Linked DNA regions of Homo sapiens: region 2 is linked to region 1. A link is a loop called in an ENCODE intact Hi-C map of the cell type or tissue named here. Cell type or tissue: HCT116. All regions are shown on one strand. Links, peaks and the distances in the headings refer to the core of each region. The heading gives the core; the rest is flanking DNA.

The links. Hi-C counts contacts between places; a loop is a spot of excess contacts. Peaks named below come from ENCODE experiments on the same cell type or tissue, not always from the same donor. Only the 100,000 strongest peaks of a DNase experiment are listed, where the experiment ranks them.
Region 2: it touches region 1 in a loop (8-fold over the local background); 4 of 110 quality-filtered maps call a loop at or near these places.

The regions. Positions count from the first base shown.
Region 1 is chr5:36,689,315-36,698,100 of GRCh38, forward strand. The region is part of intron 1 of SLC1A3-AS1 (SLC1A3 antisense RNA 1); the gene reads right to left. Among named protein-coding and RNA genes, the nearest start is that of SLC1A3-AS1, 31 kb to the right of the region's middle. RefSeq lists an enhancer at 96-325 and silencers at 781-980, 6,813-7,107. In HCT116, for the core only: CTCF peaks have their summits at 1,444 and 4,032 (motif pointing left); a DNase peak (open chromatin) is centred at 4,017; H3K4me3 peaks cover 646 bases; H3K27ac peaks cover 553 bases.
Region 2 is chr5:35,958,669-35,967,454 of GRCh38, forward strand. UGT3A1 (UDP glycosyltransferase family 3 member A1) reads right to left here. Exons shown (of 7, transcript NM_152404.4): 4 at 6,718-7,249. Among named protein-coding and RNA genes, the nearest start is that of CAPSL-DT, 24 kb to the left of the region's middle. In HCT116, for the core only: CTCF peaks have their summits at 4,799 (motif pointing right) and 5,000 (motif pointing right); a DNase peak (open chromatin) is centred at 4,790; H3K27me3 peaks cover 523 bases.

The DNA of each region.
Region 1 (8,786 bases), core at 1,288-6,287:
CTGCCGGGACCATTTTCTTCCCTTCTGCAGCCCACGCTGGGTTTTGGCCACCTCCACAATGCAGACATAAGAAGCAGGTCATCTGCCTGTGGGAGGTCTGTGGAAAGCCCCTTATGGTTAAGGGAAGTGCCTCTCAGCCAGAGTATGACAAAGAGGGTGGAGAAGCAGGCCTTAGATCCCAACATGTGGTAGTCACACATGTGCTCACAAATGGAACTATGAAAAATATGCAGGTTCACAGCTTTTTTTTTTTTTTTTAAGATACAGGGTCTCACTCTGTGATTATGGCTCACTGCAGCCTCGAACTCCTGGGCTCAAGCGATCCTCAGCCTCCCGAGTATCTAGGACCATAGGCTCACACCACCACGCCCAGGCTAATTTTTATTTTTATTTTTTGTAGAGACAGGATCTCGCTATGTTGCTCAGGCTGGTCTCAAACTCCTGGCCTCAAGCCATCCTTCTGCCTCAGCCTCCCAAAGTGCTGGGATTACAGGAGTGAGCCGCTGCACCCAGCCTCTGGCTGACATTTTTTAAAATGTTTCTTATAAGTTATTACATTTAACAAAATATTTAAATCCTACCCTCAGAAGTTAGGAGTCTATGTCCTCCTGTATCCACATTCATCCTGGTACCACCACTGTCCCTTCCCACCCAAGCAAAATTCTCCTTTTCAAGAGAAAAAATCTCACTTTACCTCACTATACCTATAAGTAAAGGCATAGAAAAAAAAGTAAAATCCTTGACTCATCTACACAGTGTTGAAAACAGAAGTGTGAGTTCTGTTAGCTGAACGGGCCTGGAGGAAGCGTGGCGGGAAGGCTGGATCCCCGCCGCAGGGGCTGCGGGGCTGTGGCTGCCTGCGGGCTGGGCAGGGCCGGGCGCACGCCCTCCTTCCGGGTGGCCGCGGGCCCCGACCCCAGGCTGCCGTCAGTCGAGCGGCCTCCGCAGCGGCCGCGCTTCCCCTTCTCCCACCCGGGTGGTCCCAGAACTGGAGCAACAATGGCCGGCTCTGTGTGGCCGCGTCCTGGGGCCAAAGCAGTCGGGACGTGTCACGCCGAGGGAGGGCTCCGAATGAATACGCTGACAATAAGAAGGAAGGGAGAGCGAGGGAGGTGATGGGCAGCGTCCTAGAGGGAAAGCGGGAGATGAGAAATCTACGAGATCCGCGAGGCGGCGTCCGGGGAGCGAGCCTCATAGTGGCCACCAGGGGGAATGCGGAGCTCACCTTGGGCCGCTTCCGCGGGGAGCTCTAAAGGGAGCTGGGGCACTTCCTCTTAGAGATCTCACTTGGGTAACATCGAATTCCAAGTCTGCAGTGCCGAGAGGGAGCAATCTGTGAAAGCCATCAAGTCAGGTTTAAAATTCCTCAGTGCCCCCATGTCACTTTTCCCTCTGTTCACCCTGCTTCTTCAATAGCCTCCCCAGAGGACCCCCTTCCTTTCTGGGTATCCTGTTTTGTCTCCCTTGTGCCTCATCTCCCTTCTCTCCCATCTCCTCTTCCGGATTCTCATCTCCCTCTTCTGTCACTTACATGTTTTGCAGCTACAGACAGGTACTCAGAAGGTGGCATGGTAACGGTTTCCTGCAGGTCATGTCTCATCGTGCCCACAAAACTGCTGTCTCAACCTTCAATTTTGAAACATTCACAGCATGCTGAATTCCACATATAAGTAGGGTTGTCAGATAAAATACAAGACACACAGTTAAATTTGAATTTCGGGTAAATAACAATGTTTTAGTATGAGTATTAAATAACAATGTGGTGGTGTAAGTATGCAAAATACTGCATGGGGCATCCTGTAATTTTATGTGTTAATCTGGCAACCCTCTAGACACTTGAAATGTGGAACTCAGAACAATTTGTATTTGCTTCAATGAAGCTGATATTATAGGTGAAAGAGGTTGCTTGGAGTGGGGGGATCTTCATTATAAAATAATCACCCCCATTTTGAATTTTTCTCTGAAAGCAAAAACATGCTTTAAAAAGCAATTTAGATCTAACATCTCCTACTATTAATTGTTCTGGTGACATTATCACTTATTATGTGCTTGTAAATCTTGTGGCCATAGTTAAAAAGCTTGATGAATCACCTTTAGGATTTCACAAAACTGTCTTGAATAAATTAAGCAATACCTCAGTTATCCATAGTTGAGATATTTAAGACTGACATCTGCTTTTGTTTTCTTCCCTCTCCTATTTTCTTCTTTCCTTCTCTCACTCCTTACTTCTACCCTCCCCACTGCCCCAACATAAAATATTTTCTGTAATCCATTACAGGGCTGAAAATTTTGGCATTCACATATTGTTCTCCAAAGACGGACACATTTTTTTCATTTGGGGAGCACCTATTAGAAAAGCACCCATTTTTTTTCATATTGTGCTATTCAAAGTTGATTATTTTCCAGTCTCTGTAAAGTTGAGAATGAGGCATTTTTCAGTCTCTTCAGGGAACTCCAGCCTCCATGAATGGGAATCATTCCCAAAAAAAACCCCTTTTTAAGCCAAGTCTGAAGGATATGAAAAAACAGGACCCAACTGACACCGCACAAGGGGAACAAAATCAAATCATAAACTCTTTCCAATAATGACATATGCAAAATCATGTAAAGATGGTAGTGAGTGTCCTAGAAGATGGTGTCAGATGACAACTTTTTTATTTCTTTTCCAACTCTTAGCTTCAGAGGATCATAAGTCCTGGAAGCAGCCAGCCAGGAGCTTCCAGACATAGCTGTCACAGGGGAAAATAAAGACCATTTGGAAGTCAGCTCAGCCCTGCACAATGAACTGATGACTGGCCTGCCCTGGGGAGAACTCAGCACGCAAAGATTTTTGTCGGCAACACAAACCTCTGAATGCTATAACCAAATTCCCCTGCCCTTGGCACTCCAGTGCCTCAGTGAGGCCTTCTTTCATTTAAGCCCATGAGGAGCTGTTAGCTAAAGAAGTGGAAAACAAACATGAGAAAGTCAGCAGGCATGTTAGAAAACTCACATGGCTAGACTAAAAATAGCTTTACGCTTCCTAAAACTTAAAGGCCTTCCGCTTCAGAGTGGTGGTTGAACTCAAACTTCTACACGGGGATGGGTTGAATCCACACTTGTTATACCTGAATTCTTAAGCAGTTCAGAGACCCTGGCTGGTCCATTCCCTGCACCTCAGCATCCTCATCTGTAGATGTGGGGATTGCATGAAACCTACCGTCTCCAAATCAACTTTCATATCAAGTGTCTGTGTATTGGAGGGGATGCTAGAGTTAAAACGCTTAGTTAAATGGTCAACTGCCCTTAGCATATGATAGGTTAAACTTCAACTTCCCTATCGTAAATGGGTATCATAATACCTTCTTTATTATGGTGTAATGAGAATTAAATAGATAATAACTAGATATAAGATTCTCAGCACAGTTCCTGGCACTCAGGGAGATTCTTAAGATGTTCAGAACAACACTGGCTCAGTAGGGAGGAAGAGGCACGGGGTGACGCTGGAGGAAGGGAGAGTGGCTCCCGGTGCCATCTGGACCTGCTGTGAGCTGGAAGGAACTCCCCGAGGAGGCCACAGACCTACATTGCCCGGGGGGGACGCTTTGCGGAGGTCGTCACCCCTGGAAACCGGCATCATGAGACACTGCCAGGCTTCTTCACGGAGGGGCCCGGGCCTCTGCGCCCGGGGCGGCCCAGCAACCCCTGCTCGCCTCCGCAGAGGCCTTTTGTCCCGCGGGCTCTCCCAGCGGCCCCGCGCTGCGTGGCCGTTTTGTGAAGGGCACAATCCGATGTTCTGAGGAGACCACCCAGCTTCCTCTCCCAGAGTCTACCAGAGAACAAAACCGCCCCTTCGTGTGCCAGCGACCTCCCCTTCTGCCAGACCCCCTCCCACTGGCCTCCTCCCTGCCCTGCCAAGCGGGGACGGAGAGCCAGCCGGCCCTGGCCCGGTGGGAACCCAGTTGATGGTGCGCTTATTAGCTGTCCTGAGCGCGGGGACAAACTTTCTGTACCTGGGCCGCTGCTGCCACCCTGCGGCCAAGACCTTTCTCTAGGCCCCGATGACCCAGAGCAGCCCGGACCAGACAACGTGCAAAGAGGAGCGCTTACAGCAAACTCCTCCCTGAGGGGCTCAAGGAAGGCTGGAGAGCCAGGAAACAGTTCCGATGGCTGAAGGAAAAAGGAACTCATGCTCTGTGGCCACAGCACTGATTCTCAAAGTGTGGTCCCACAACCAGTATCAGCATTCCCTGGGAACTTAGAAATACAAATTCTCAGACACCACCCTAGACCTACTGAATCATAAACTCAGAGGGTAGACCCCAGCAATCTGTTTTTTGGTTTGGGGGAGTTTTTTAGAGATGGATCTTGCTGTGCTGCCCTGGCTGAAGTGCAGTAGTTATTCGCGGGCACAATCATAGCGCACTGCAGCCTGGAAGTCCTGGGGCTCAAGTGATCGTCCTGCTAAAGCCTCCCAAGTAGCTGGGACTACAGGTGCATGCCACCTTGCCCTGCCCAGCCATCTGTCTTAAGAAGCTGACCAGGGGATTCTGATGCACACCCAAGTTTGAGAACCACTGGTCTAGACTCTAAAAAGAAACAGACCTCAGAGGTGACAGAGCAGGATGCTAATCCTGGCTTTGCCTATGAGCTGTGTGACCTTGGGCAAGTTTCTTAACCTCTCCTTGCCTCCTCTGATTCCTATCATGATGAAAATCATTCCTAATTTCCAGGATTGTTGAGGATTAGATCAGAAAGAAAGGTGAAGTCACTGACATATATTCGTGCTTGATAAAAGGTGCTTGCTTCCGGTGTTATTATAATGGGGTCATAAATGTGCCCGCATTAACACTAGAATGTACAGAGAAAACACAATTCCTCTTTTCATTTATTTAGCAGGTATTTATGGGATGCCTACTGTAATGGGCAATGTTGATAAAGCCCCTCCCTCCAGGGAGGTACATTTTAATATCTGTGTAATATAGGGTGCTATGGACTGAATTGTGTTCTCCCACCCTTCACCAACATTCATATGTCAAAGCCCTAACCCCCAATGTGACTATATTTGGAGATGAGGCTTATAGGAGGTAATTAGGGTTAAATGAGGTCACAAAGATGGGGTCCAAATCCAATAGGATTGGTGGCTTTCCAAGTACAAGGAGAGAGAGAGAGATCTCTTTCCACAAGCACACACCAAGCAAAGGCCATGTGAGGACACAGTGAGAAGGCAGCTGTCTGCAAGCCAAGAAGAGGGCCCTACCAGAAATAAGTCATGCTTAGAGGGTCAGAGGGTCAGACAGAGGCATTCCAGTGAAAGCAACACCGTAAACTGACGTATCTTCCTCTCCCCACACCTCTGCGAGGCAGTTCATCCAGCACGCTGCTTTTGAGCATCGATGTGGCTGGACTACACAAGCAGGATTACTCTATTCTTAAAGATTCCCAGTTGCTGGTTTTAGAACTTAATCCCCCTTCCACATTAGAAATGCCCTCCTTTAGTGAAATTGTAAAGTTCTCTTACCACATATAGTATAAAAACCTTCAAGTACAGAAGGGAAAGGCATATATAGCCTGGGCTGGGCACGGTGGCTCACACCTATAATCCCAGCAACTCGGGAGGCCAAGGCAGGAGGACTGCCTGAGCCAAGGAGTTTGAAGCCGCAGTGAGCTATGATCGTGACATTGTACTCCAACCTGGGCCACAAAGCGAGACCTTGTCTCTAAAAAAGAGAGTGAGAGACAGGAAGGAAGGAATGAAAAAAGGGAGGGAGGGAAGGAGGGAGGGAGGAAGGCTGTTGTGTAGCAGGTGCCTCACAGTGATCCTGTGAATAGACAGAATTCTCCTCATTTCACACATGAAAATGTTGAGGTTCAGAAAATAAGCAGCTTACTCCAGGTAAAAATCGCAATTTGAGTCTCTCTCCAAATCCAAAGCAGGTGTTTTTCCCCTTAGACTGTTTTAACCATGGAAATTATGTCTGGTCAAGCACTGCAAACCAAGAACTTCATCTGAAACATACTGTGGTAATATCTCCTAGGCCAGTGTTTCTCTTTTTTTTTTTTTCTTTGAGACGGAGTACTGCTCTGTCGCCCAGGCTGGAGTGCAGTGGCACTATCTTGGCTCACTGCAACCTCTGCCTCCCGGGTTCACGCCATTCTCCTGCCTCAGCCTCCCGAGTAGCTGGGACTACAGGCGCCCGCCACCGCGCCCGGCTAATTTTTTTGTATTTTTAGTAGAGACGGGGTTTCACCGTGTTAGCCAGGATGGTCTCGATCTCCTGACCTCGTGATCCACCCGCCTCGGCCTCCCAAAGTGCTAGGATTAGAGGCGTGAGCCACTGCACCCGGCCTAGGCCAGTGTTTTTCAAACTGTAGGTTGTCAGTTTAGAGGGTCCCAATTAGTATTTTTTAGTGAAAGAATAGAGCAGAATAGAACAGAAAATATCACATGTATTAAAGTATTGTTTCAGGAAATTTTTATTATAATTGTGCGCATGTGTGTATAGGCTTGTAACTTGAGTAACTTCCATTTCATGATTAATAAGTGTAAAGCCACAGTTCCAAGCTTTTTCTGATCAATAATCCATCACCAATCAATAATTTTTCCACCCCTTGAATTCAAGAGTTTGACTGGCTTGCTGTTTCCAGAACTGATCACCTTCAAGGAGCTTTTATCTTCCAAATACAAACTGTTTCTTAGGAAGTGATGCTGTGGACTTTCATATTAAAGAGCCAAGTGTTCTACCACCACACATTTCCAAATTCAGTTCTGGGTTCTGTAATATATGTTCTTCTGACCTAGCCTTCCAAAATCACCCCACACTGATGAATGTGAAGATGGGCACCAAGACCAAGTTAAGCTTCTCTTAGACAGTACCTGCTGGTGCTGCTTGCCAAATGAATAAGCGTGCCCTGGCACCTAGCTCTGGAAACAACCAAGTAGAGGAATCTCTTGTTAGCACTGACATCTGGTGGTCACTGAGAGGCCAGCACCCCAGCATCTTGAACTTAAAAGTATGCACCTGGGAACCAGGCACCAACCCCGACGACTCCAGCAGAATTGATTCCTCGTCCCCCTCCTCTCCTGGACCACCTACCTTCTCCATGCAGCTGGACTCAGCAAGCTGGAGAGAAAGATCAAGGATTTAGAGTCGGATGCAGCCAGGGTCCACAGCCTAACACGTGATCCCAGGTAAACTATCTAAACTCTGTAAGACTCAGCTGCAAAATTGGGATAAGAAAACAATCTACATTGGGCATTGGGGTATCTTATTTAACTCTCAAAACAACTTCTTTGATGTTAAGTTCCACATACCTATTAAGCATCCAAATGTTGATTCCCTTCTTCCTTCTGTCATTTTATTTAAGGCACGCTCTATTCCTTCAAAGTCTTGAGTCCCACTTCCTTTCTATCATTTTTTGTCTGGCTTACTCCATTGAAATAATAGCTAATATTTATGGAGTGCCTACTATGAGCCAGGTGTTGTTCTGAGATGTACACTGTTAAAATCGAGCTATGTCAGCCCTCTGAAGTCAAGACTATCATCTTCCCTCTGTTTCACTGATGAAGAAAATGAGGTGGGGTGAGTTTAAGCAGGTTGCCCAAGGCCACAAGTCTTGGGACTAAATTTTTAAACCCAACACTGTAGCTCCAGAAGGCACACTCTTAACTTTTGAGCTGAATTTGACTCTTTGCCTTCTGTTGTAATAATAGCTAATGCTTATTGAGTGATTATTAAGTGCTGGGTTCTTATATATATTATCTCATCTAATCTTTACAAAAACCTATGAGATCATTATTATCATTATCTTCATTCTACAGATGAAAAAAACTGAGGTTAAATGATCCGCCCGAGGTCACGAAGTCAACAAATGGTGAAATTGGAATTCCAACTTGGATAGTTGGATTCTGTAGTCTTTGGCCTTAACCATCCTTCTCCTGGAGGGGATGCTGGAGTTATGTAGTTCCAGCCTCCCAATGAGCCTGTGATCTCGAAGGCAGAGCAGTCTCTGCTGGTAGAAGGCACTTCCTTGCCAGATGGTTGATGACAGTGATAGTGATCTGGCTACGCTGGTGAGGCCAGTCCTGCCTTTGTGGCTGCACAGTAGCGCAGCTTCAAGGAGAGGTCAATAGAAAGGCCTCAATGACTCTCAGGTGACTCTCAGCAGATTTCCTGCCCAGTGTCTAAAGGCAAGGGACAATAATACTGACACTAAGAGAGCTCTCAATTCAATGTGCCATCCCTGACATGGGTTCTTGTCATTCCCTTAATTTAAACTCTGCAGTGGCTTCTCATGGCTCCAGGATAAAGTATAAATTCCTGCACGGAGTGTCAGGGTCTCTGATTACTGAACCCCTGCTTCCCTCTCCATCCTGATTTGCAGTCCTCGCCTCTGTTGGAAGGAAATAGCCACAGAACAAACTTGCCCCCCATGGCACTGTGCTCTCATAACTCCAGGCCTTAGTTACACATGCTGGTCCTCATCTGGAAACATCACCTCCCTACCCCAACTGTCCCCTCGCACCCCAAACCACTCGGCCCACCTCCTTGTTGACTCCAACTCCTACTTCAGTGGAGGCAGCAGGTGTTTCAGGAAGCCTTTCCAGACCCCTCTTTGTTCCCCTTGGCCTCCCAGGTTACTGATATCATGGCAGAATGTGGTCTGTCTCCCACCAACTATATGCTTCTTTAGGGCAAAAAGTGGGTTTTTTAAAAAACCATTGTACCCCAGTGCCTGGCACAGAGTAAAAAAATAAATTTAAGTATATATATATATAAATTTAAATTGTATATATATATGTATGT
Region 2 (8,786 bases), core at 1,908-6,907, 730 kb before region 1:
AAATGCCCAATCAAGAAAAAGCCACTTTCAAACAGTATAAATTTCTAATCCATTTTATTTACCTTTGCCCTGGAGTGGCAGACCACAGTCCACAGGCAAAAGCTCAATTGTGCATTCTTTCCCTCAGCCAGAAGGAGCAGAATAGAAACTATTTACAACATTCTAACCTGTCTGTTGGCTACTTAGTGACTGGTTTGTCTCACCTAATTCAGAGCTCACACTGGGAATGGTGACATAGCTCAGATTTCAAGCTGACAGAAGTCATAGAAAGCAGTGGTAGGTACCATGACGTATGAAAGCTTAAGGGATACTGCAGACCTATGAAGGCTTGGGTCAAGAAGTTATGGACAGAAGAATATAATAGAACATCTAAAGTCCAAGAAGAGTCTGGGCGAGGTTCATTGGGAAATTAAGGCATTCAAAAACAGTTGAGCATACAGAGGGAATTGGAGGAAGAAAAGCACACACAAAAGTCCAGATGAGACACATAACCAAAAAATACCTGAGAAGACCTTAATCTTGATCAAAACACTCAAAACATGCTCTTCCATGCCAGACTGCAAAGACTGACAGAAGTAACTAATTGTTCAAATGTCCAATTTTCAACAAAAGATCACAAGGCATACAAAGAAATAGTCAAAATGCATAATTTTGAAAAACAAAATAAATATCCAGAAACCCTTCCTAAAGAAACACAGGCATTGGACTTACTACACAAATATTTTTAAAGAAACTCTCTTAAATATGCCCAAGGAGCTCATGGAAAACATGGGAAAAAAACTAAAGTAAACAAGAAAAACAATATGTAAACACATTTAGAATATCAACAAAGAGAAAGCTTTCAATTTAAAACAGGAAATTTTTGGAGCTCAAATATGAAATCATTAAATTGAATTTTTTTCTCGTGGGCAAAAGAAATAATCAGTGAACTTGAAGACAAATTATTTGAAATTGTCAAGTCTGAGAAAGAAAAAGAAAAAAAGAATGAACAAAATGTAAGGGACAATAGGACATTATCATGTGGATCAATATGTGCACTACGAGAGAAAATGAAAGGGAAAGAAAGGCTATTTGAAGAAATAATGGCAGATAACATGATTCTATATATGTAAAACTTTAAAAATAACATACACACACACACACTAAAGATTAAAAATCTATTAGAACTAATAAACAAATTCAGCAAAGTCGAAGGAAAAAAGTCAAGTCTCCAAAGTCAGCTGCATTTCCATACACTAACAATGAACAAATCAAAAAAGAAATTAGGAAAACAATTTCAACAATAATATCAGAGAGAATAAAATAAACTTAACCAAGGAGGTGAAAGATTTTACATTTAAAACATGAACATTTTGCTGAAAGAAAGTAGACACACACACAAAAATGGAAAGGCATTCTGGCTTCATGAATTGGGACACTTATTAAGATGTCAAATATGTACAATCCAAAGGGATGTACATATTCTATACAAACCCTATCAAAATCCCAATAACTTCTTTTGCAACAGAAAAATCATTCTAAAATGTGTAAGAAATATCAAGAACCCTGAATATTCAAAATAATATTGAAAAAGAGCAGAGAAGAAGTTCTCACAATTGCTGATTTCAAAACATATTACAAAGTTACAGTAATCCAAGTAGTGTAGTACTGCCATAAAGATAGACACATGGACCAGTGGAATAGAAGACTGAGCCCGGAAATAGACTTTTGCATTATGGTCAAATAAATTTTGATGACAGTGAAATGGGAAAGTTCCCTGACCCCCCCTCACAGGGTATGTGACAAGGGTGTGGCTTGTCAGTTTGGCCGCAGCCTCCGCTGCTGCTCAAACTCCTTACAGAAGGGGGAGCATGCAGACGGGCAGGTGCATGAGCCTGGGTGAGTGCTTTGGGGCTCTGGCCCCACAGCAGTATATAAGGGTGGGTGCCTGCAACTCCTAAAGCCCACGTGAGCATGGTGTGTGTTACAGTGCACTCTTTTAGCTTTGCAATCTACAGACGGCTTAAGTGTTAACCAGCTCAACGCCCTCTTGGTACCCAGGTTCTTGTCTGGCATCCAGAAAGAACCAGGTCACACATAGACTTGAAGATGGTGAATGTGGGGGTTTTATTGAGTGGTGGGGATGGGATGCATGGGGAGCTGGAAAGGAGACGGAATGGGAAGATGGTCTTCCTGGAGTTCAGCCATCCAGTGGCTGATCTCCTCTCCAATCGCCCCCAGCTGAACTCCTCTTGGTGTTCAGACTCTCCTTCTCTTCTCTCTGCCACACCATTATGCCATTCTTCTGCTCTTCTGTTCATCTCCTTTTCATCTGCTTCTGGAACCTGAGGTCTCAGATTTATATGAGTACAGGAGAGGGGCGTGTGGAGAGCCAAAAGGCAACTTTTGTGTGTGAAAACAGGAATGCATGTTCTCAGTTAGGGCCAGAGGTTTCCAGGCTTGAAATTGGGACCTTTGCCAGGGAACTGCCCTCTTCTACCCAGTATTTCTCTGTCTCCTAGCCGTATCATCTCCCCTCTCTGCAGAGGCAAATCTAACTGCCATTAGAATATGGACGATGGCCAATCTTAGCTAATTTCTGCTGACAGGTGGCACTATTTTGGAGAAAACAGCAGTCAGATTCCTCCCAGAGGTTTATCTAAGGGTCCTTGCAAAAGGGAGCCGTTGTCCGAGGCTCCGGTTGCCTGACCATTTGGAGTTTGATGGCCTCTAAGTGAGAGGAAAAAACAAGTTTTATAAGGTTAAGTAGGCATGGGTTAAACAAGTGTATTATACAAGAAAATAATCTAGTGCCAAAGATCACAGAAATAACAAGTGAAAATACTAAAACCATTCTGCTTTGAGCTGTTTCACCCTGGTGAAAGAAATTAAACCTTGTATAGAAGCGGTTCAACTTTAGAAGAGAGACAACTGTTCTTGCCACATCTGTAGCAATTAACAAGTGTACCCTGGGAATTCTGGGGTTTATGGGCTTGCATGGTGACCATTAATGCTTCTGCCTCTTTCTTGTGTCCCCCATCTCTATTGTAAAAGGCAAAGATGGCCACTTTCAGTTAGACCTCTAAAGTATTATCTGGTCCCAGGGCCCATTTCTGCAACTTCCTCCTGATATCAGGGGCTGTCTGAGTAATAAATTTATTCTTCAGAATTAGTTGTCCCTTCACTGAATCAGAAGATACGGGGGTATGCTTTACCAAGGCCCCTCTTAGCCTCTCCAAGAAGGCAGTGGGATTTTCATTAAATCCCTGGTCTATCATAGATAGCTTGCTATAATCAAGAGGCTTGGTCTTAGTCCTACGTAATCCCTCCATGATGCATACCTGAAAGTATCTCCTCTTCCAGTCTCCCATTTCAACACTGGGATCCATCCCATCCAGGGTCATTTACTGGTACTGCTTCTCTTCCAGTCGGATAAAGTTTGCCCCCTTTCCTGACACTATATGTGAAACAAAGCTCATCCCCAAATCTCTCTGCTACTTGCAGAGCAGCCTGCTTCTCAGTGTTCATCAGGATCTGATTCAAAAGTAACACAATGTCTCTCCAAGAGAGTTCAAATACCTGGGTTAAATTCTGGAAAGCCTCTATCTATCTGTCAGGGTCATGTGAAAACTTGCCAAAAATCCCCCTTAATGTACTTTAAGTCCTGTAGGGGGAAGGAGACCTGCACCTTACTGGGGCCAAATTCACCTGGCATCTGTTGGAAGAGGAGGAGTGAGACTGGGGCTTGTCTAGGGTGAGGATTTCTAGGATTAGGCAAGCGAGAGACTGAAGCTGGATAGAGAGGTTGAGGTGGACCCAGAGGAGCAGAGCTGGAGGGAGCTGGCTTCTCTGCTGGGAGTGCCTCTGGGATTTGTTTCTTTAGTTCCCTGGAATTGCCCTTTGCAGCCTCTCCTGAAATGACAAAGCAGGAGGGCTGGATCAATCCTACACTGTCAGCAAAGATCTAGATTTCCCTGCAAGGTATAAAAAGCCTGCACATGTGGGGCCTCAGGCCATTCGTCCTCACGCCTACAGAAAATGTCCAGCTGCCAGATGGTATCACAATGAATGGTTCCTTCCTGAGACCAAGCCAGTCCTTCATAATTTGGCCAAACCTTTGTTCCGAGGGCTAGGAGGTGTTTTTCCTCCAGATTCTGAGGGTCAAAGCAGACTCAGTGGTTCAGGATACACAGGCTAGGAGGTGTTTTTCCTCCAGATTCTGAGGGTCAAAGCCATCTCAGTGGTTCAGGATACACTCCAGAGGAGAATAAGCTGGGGGTGGTGAAGAGAGCTGGTTGCCCATTCTGAAAGACAGGGAAATAGAGGTGTCCCTCATTTCCCTTCCTTCTTTCAATGAAAACTCAGGGTGTGAGGGAGAGAGAAAGCAAGGGACTTTCTCTTCCATCTGTTGTCCCTGAGTCCTGGCAACTTTATGGATGCCACCCACAGGTGCCACTGTGGTCTGCACCCGTGAAGCAGGGTGGGGCTAGAGAATAGGAATTATCTCCCCTCACCTATGCCTCTATTTCCCCTGCTGTTGAAAACCTTTGAGTTCCCTGGGCCTCATTTATGCCTGGAGCATGGCCTCCCTCCATGAAGTGGGGGTTTAGTCAGCAGGAATTTGTCCTGCCCATTTACATTGTGCCTGTTGCCTGACTTTTGATCCCTCAGATCGGGCAGATCGGGTTTTCCTTTCTAGGCCCTCAGCCTGAAACCTGGAATTGAGTTTGGGACAAAAACGGATTTCAGGGGCTGCATGTATCTTGTTTAGATTGTCTCAAATGGGCCCTGCCGAATTTGCAGTTATCAGCCAGCAGGGGTCGCTCCTCCATTATTTTCTCTATCAGAAGCAGCGTGCTGGGAAAAGGAACCCTCTCGATTAGAAAAGGAAAAAAATAAAAGAAAGAAAAACACAGCTTAAGGGGCAAAAAGGGGAGGTCCTGGGGAAAGAACCTCTTGCTCTGTGCAAATAGGTTCCTTTAATCATTATAGCCTTCCCCCGGTTCAGGCCAGGCTGAACTCCTTGGCCAGGGGAGAAAAAGTTCCACTGGGAGGCGCTGGCCAGCTGGTTCATGGGGCCACAATGGCAGGCCCAGTTTTTTCCCACCCCTTGTGGCTGTTGGGCATGGCTTGTACATGCTGTGGACACAGCCAGGTACCGAGCTGGGAAGGGAGGGGTTAAGGAGAGGTGCTGTGCACTGCTCATGCCTGTAGTTGTCGGAATGGGGGGTGGGGATGGCACCTCTAACAAAAAATGGAAACCACTTTGTTCTGAATCGCACCTTTAGTGGCTGAGCCAAATGCTCATTCTATTTAACATATTGTTTAATGCATAGGAAGTTTCAATTTGGGAAGATAAAAAAATGTTTTGGAGACAGATGGTAACGATAGTTAGTTGCACAACAATATAAGTGTACTCAATGCCACTGAAGCATACCCTTAAAAATGGTTAAAGTGGTATATTTTATATTATAAATATTTGTCCACAATTAAAATAATCAAAAAGAGAAAAAATATTTGAAAACAAGCATCTGTTATCTCATAATCTCAACTCCCATTATTCTCTTCCTAACAATTTCCACAACTGCCCCAATGCGAAGACCTGACCCACCCTCCTGGTAGCTAAGACCTCAATTAAATCCCCATGGTTTTATTCATGCAATTGAATCTTCTACTACACTAATCTAGCCAGCGTCACCCAGAGAACCCAGTGCTATGGCCATCTCACTTGCACCTCCACATGTTAGGTCCCCCGCTCCCTGACCTGGGGTGCTTTCCCTCCCAGCTCCATTCCTAAATACACCTACCACCAATGCAAAGTCCATCTCATCCATAGATCATTCCCCAACTCTTCCTGTTTACTCAATATAAGATCAGGGAAGGAAGAACAGTCACTTTCGTACCTGGAAAGTCCAGGCCAAATCCAGGGTCTCGTGGCCTCTGCACTACACAGTGGTGGGAAGGTCACCTACATCACCTGTGCTTCTGTCCTCCTCCATTAATAAAAATGGAGATGAACACACCTCCCTATAGATGTCAAGATACTAAATATAATAACTTCTGTAAAATGGGAACCCAGTGCTCAGAGGCAACAGGCTGCCAACTCATTTCAGCTCTCCTCCCTTTGAAAATCTTCTATAGCAGTGGTTCTGAGTCTGCGCTGTTTGAATCACCCAGGCAGCATTTACAAATTACAATGGCAGGGGCCCACCCCAGACAAATCAAGTCAGAAAGTCTAGGTGGAACCAGGAGCCAGGGCTCTACAGGCAGGGAACACTGGAGATAACACTGTCAGTTCTTGCTGTCAGTCCCATGCAGTCCCACCCTGCTTACCCCGAAACCACAGTGTTGTCTGTTTCACTGTGAGTAGCTCATCTCCTTAACAATTATTGCATGTAATGGGCACTAACTACGTATTTATTTTACACATAATCACACAACATAAAAATTAAAATGAAAATAGCAACTTTAATTAAAGGGCTCATCCCACTGATTCTAAGACCAGGGCATGGCAAGAGAGGAGCCAATTTAAGGAGATCTCTATCTCAGGATCCTGCAAGGCCTGACACTGTACTTGCCAAACCCTGAAAGTCAGCACTTCCTTTAAGAACGTGCCCTAGGTGCCTCCTTTGCCAATCCCTACTTCAACCTCAGGATCCCACTGGCAGGTGGCAGCCACCAACTATGCACCCAAGGACTCTATGTGAATCCCAAACTGAATGCTGAGGGTTCACTTACTTGTGGTACTGGTTTAATAGGTTTTTCCATCAAGCCTCCAATATAAACAGTGTTGGGAAGCAGGGGCCGGGCAAAATCAAAGGCAAAATCAGAGTTAACAAACCACAACTCTGCTTTCAGTAGAAGATGAGACAAAACTGGCCTAGAGCCTTCTGGGAAATGCTCCTTGATGGTGTTGTCAAATGTAGACTGCATGTCCCATTGGCTCCTGGAGAAACTAAAGAACATCAGAAAATTCTTCACTCGGCCCCAGAAGTCCATGTGATCAGTCAGCAAGGAAGGGAATACTGGAACATAAGACAAGGGGCTTGGTAGCCCAAAATCCAAAGAGCCGAATGTGGTGGGAAGAATGGCCACAAATGGTTTCACAAGCTTCTCAGCAATCAGGAAAGAACAGAAATCAAATGCTTCAACAAATACCAGATCATAGTTCTCATTCTTTAAGGAATCCATTATATCCTTTCTGCTTAGCAAATAACTACATTGAGTCCCAAATATTTCCATTAGCTTTACAAGGGCTTCAGATTCTTTTCTGTAATAAAGAAAATAAATAATAAATATTTGGGAAAGTGTAATTTTACAGTATTTGGGAGAATGTTAGACTCAAAAAAATATTTCAGGTATGTTAAGAATATAACCAGTATCCATCAACCCATTCTACAATGTTTCAACAAATACTCTCAGCTCTGGTCACTCTGGTCCAGATATTTCTGCTCTCTAAAATGTCCCCACTTGCTCCCATCCTATTTCTTCCCCTGATCCAATTCCCACCACCATCAATGCCAATTCAACGTCCTACTCTGGGAGCCATCTCTGACCACAGCAGATCTCAGAGTTATATGTCTCCTTTATAAATCCTGTGATGCTCTGTTAACCTTCATTTATATACTGACTTTTTGTGAGTGACTGTCTTTTCTCCAGAAATCTATGTAAGTAATTTGACAGGCTCCTTAAATATTGATGATGTAGTCTTTTTAAAAATACTGTGTATCTTGCATTTGACAGATTGTCTCATGCAGTGAACTTTTTGATGACAATATTAGAATCCAAAATCTCAGCTGAAACGAGATTTTTCTTCCTAGCCTAGGAGTTAAACAGTAAAAAATAAAATAAAAATAAAAGCCTGGTTTGAAATTTATTATCAGTCTTTCACTTCATGCTGGCTGGAACATGCTAAAGTTTTACTGACACCTAGTTAAGACTCTTCCCTATGGCACTATTCCAGAAGCTACTGCCCTTCAATGTCTTCCCATAATTGCTTGCATGGAAAATGATCCTGTTTGTATAGAATACAGAAGAAGAGATGAAATAGATCCTGAGCAGTGGTAATAGGTACAGGTGCTCTGGAGACCACAGACCTCCTAATCACATGAAGAATGGAAGAAGCAATAGCCCAGCAAGCCTGTAACCCAGACACCATCATATCATGTCACTTCACATAAAGAAGGCCTACAGGTTTAGAACTCATGAGTGATATGCAGATCTCTGCCTGTTCTTAAGAATCAACTTTAAATTACAACAATGGTGATTCTCTGAAATTATCCACTATTTCATTTTTTAAAAAAAATTTTACATAAAGAATGATTTTTAAATATTGTGGATAAATTCAATATATACAGTATGAACTTCCCAAAAGTATAACATTAATCATATTTCAAGTAAATAAATTGAAAAAATCACAGGAAGGCACTGATCCCAGTAACTTAGAAAATATTTAACATGTATCTGGAACCTGTCTTCAAAGAAATCAAGCTGGAAGAGAAGAGACAACACATATACTTTAAAAATATGTAACAACACAAGATGCCATAGACTAAGTATCAAATGAGTGCTATATGCCAGACCTATGGAGGAGAGAAAGTGGTCTTCCAGCTTGAGTGAGGAAGCAAGCTTTATGGAATAATTAGATTTGAGCACCACCTTGACTACTGAGTAGAATTTTCAAGGAAAGCAAAGAGGATGAAGCCACTATAATTAACTAAGAATGGCATGGATTTGTGTTTCTCCTCTTTTATGTGGCAGATGAAGGAGATTCTTTGTATTCCAGGTGAGGGCAAGAAGTCTCAGGC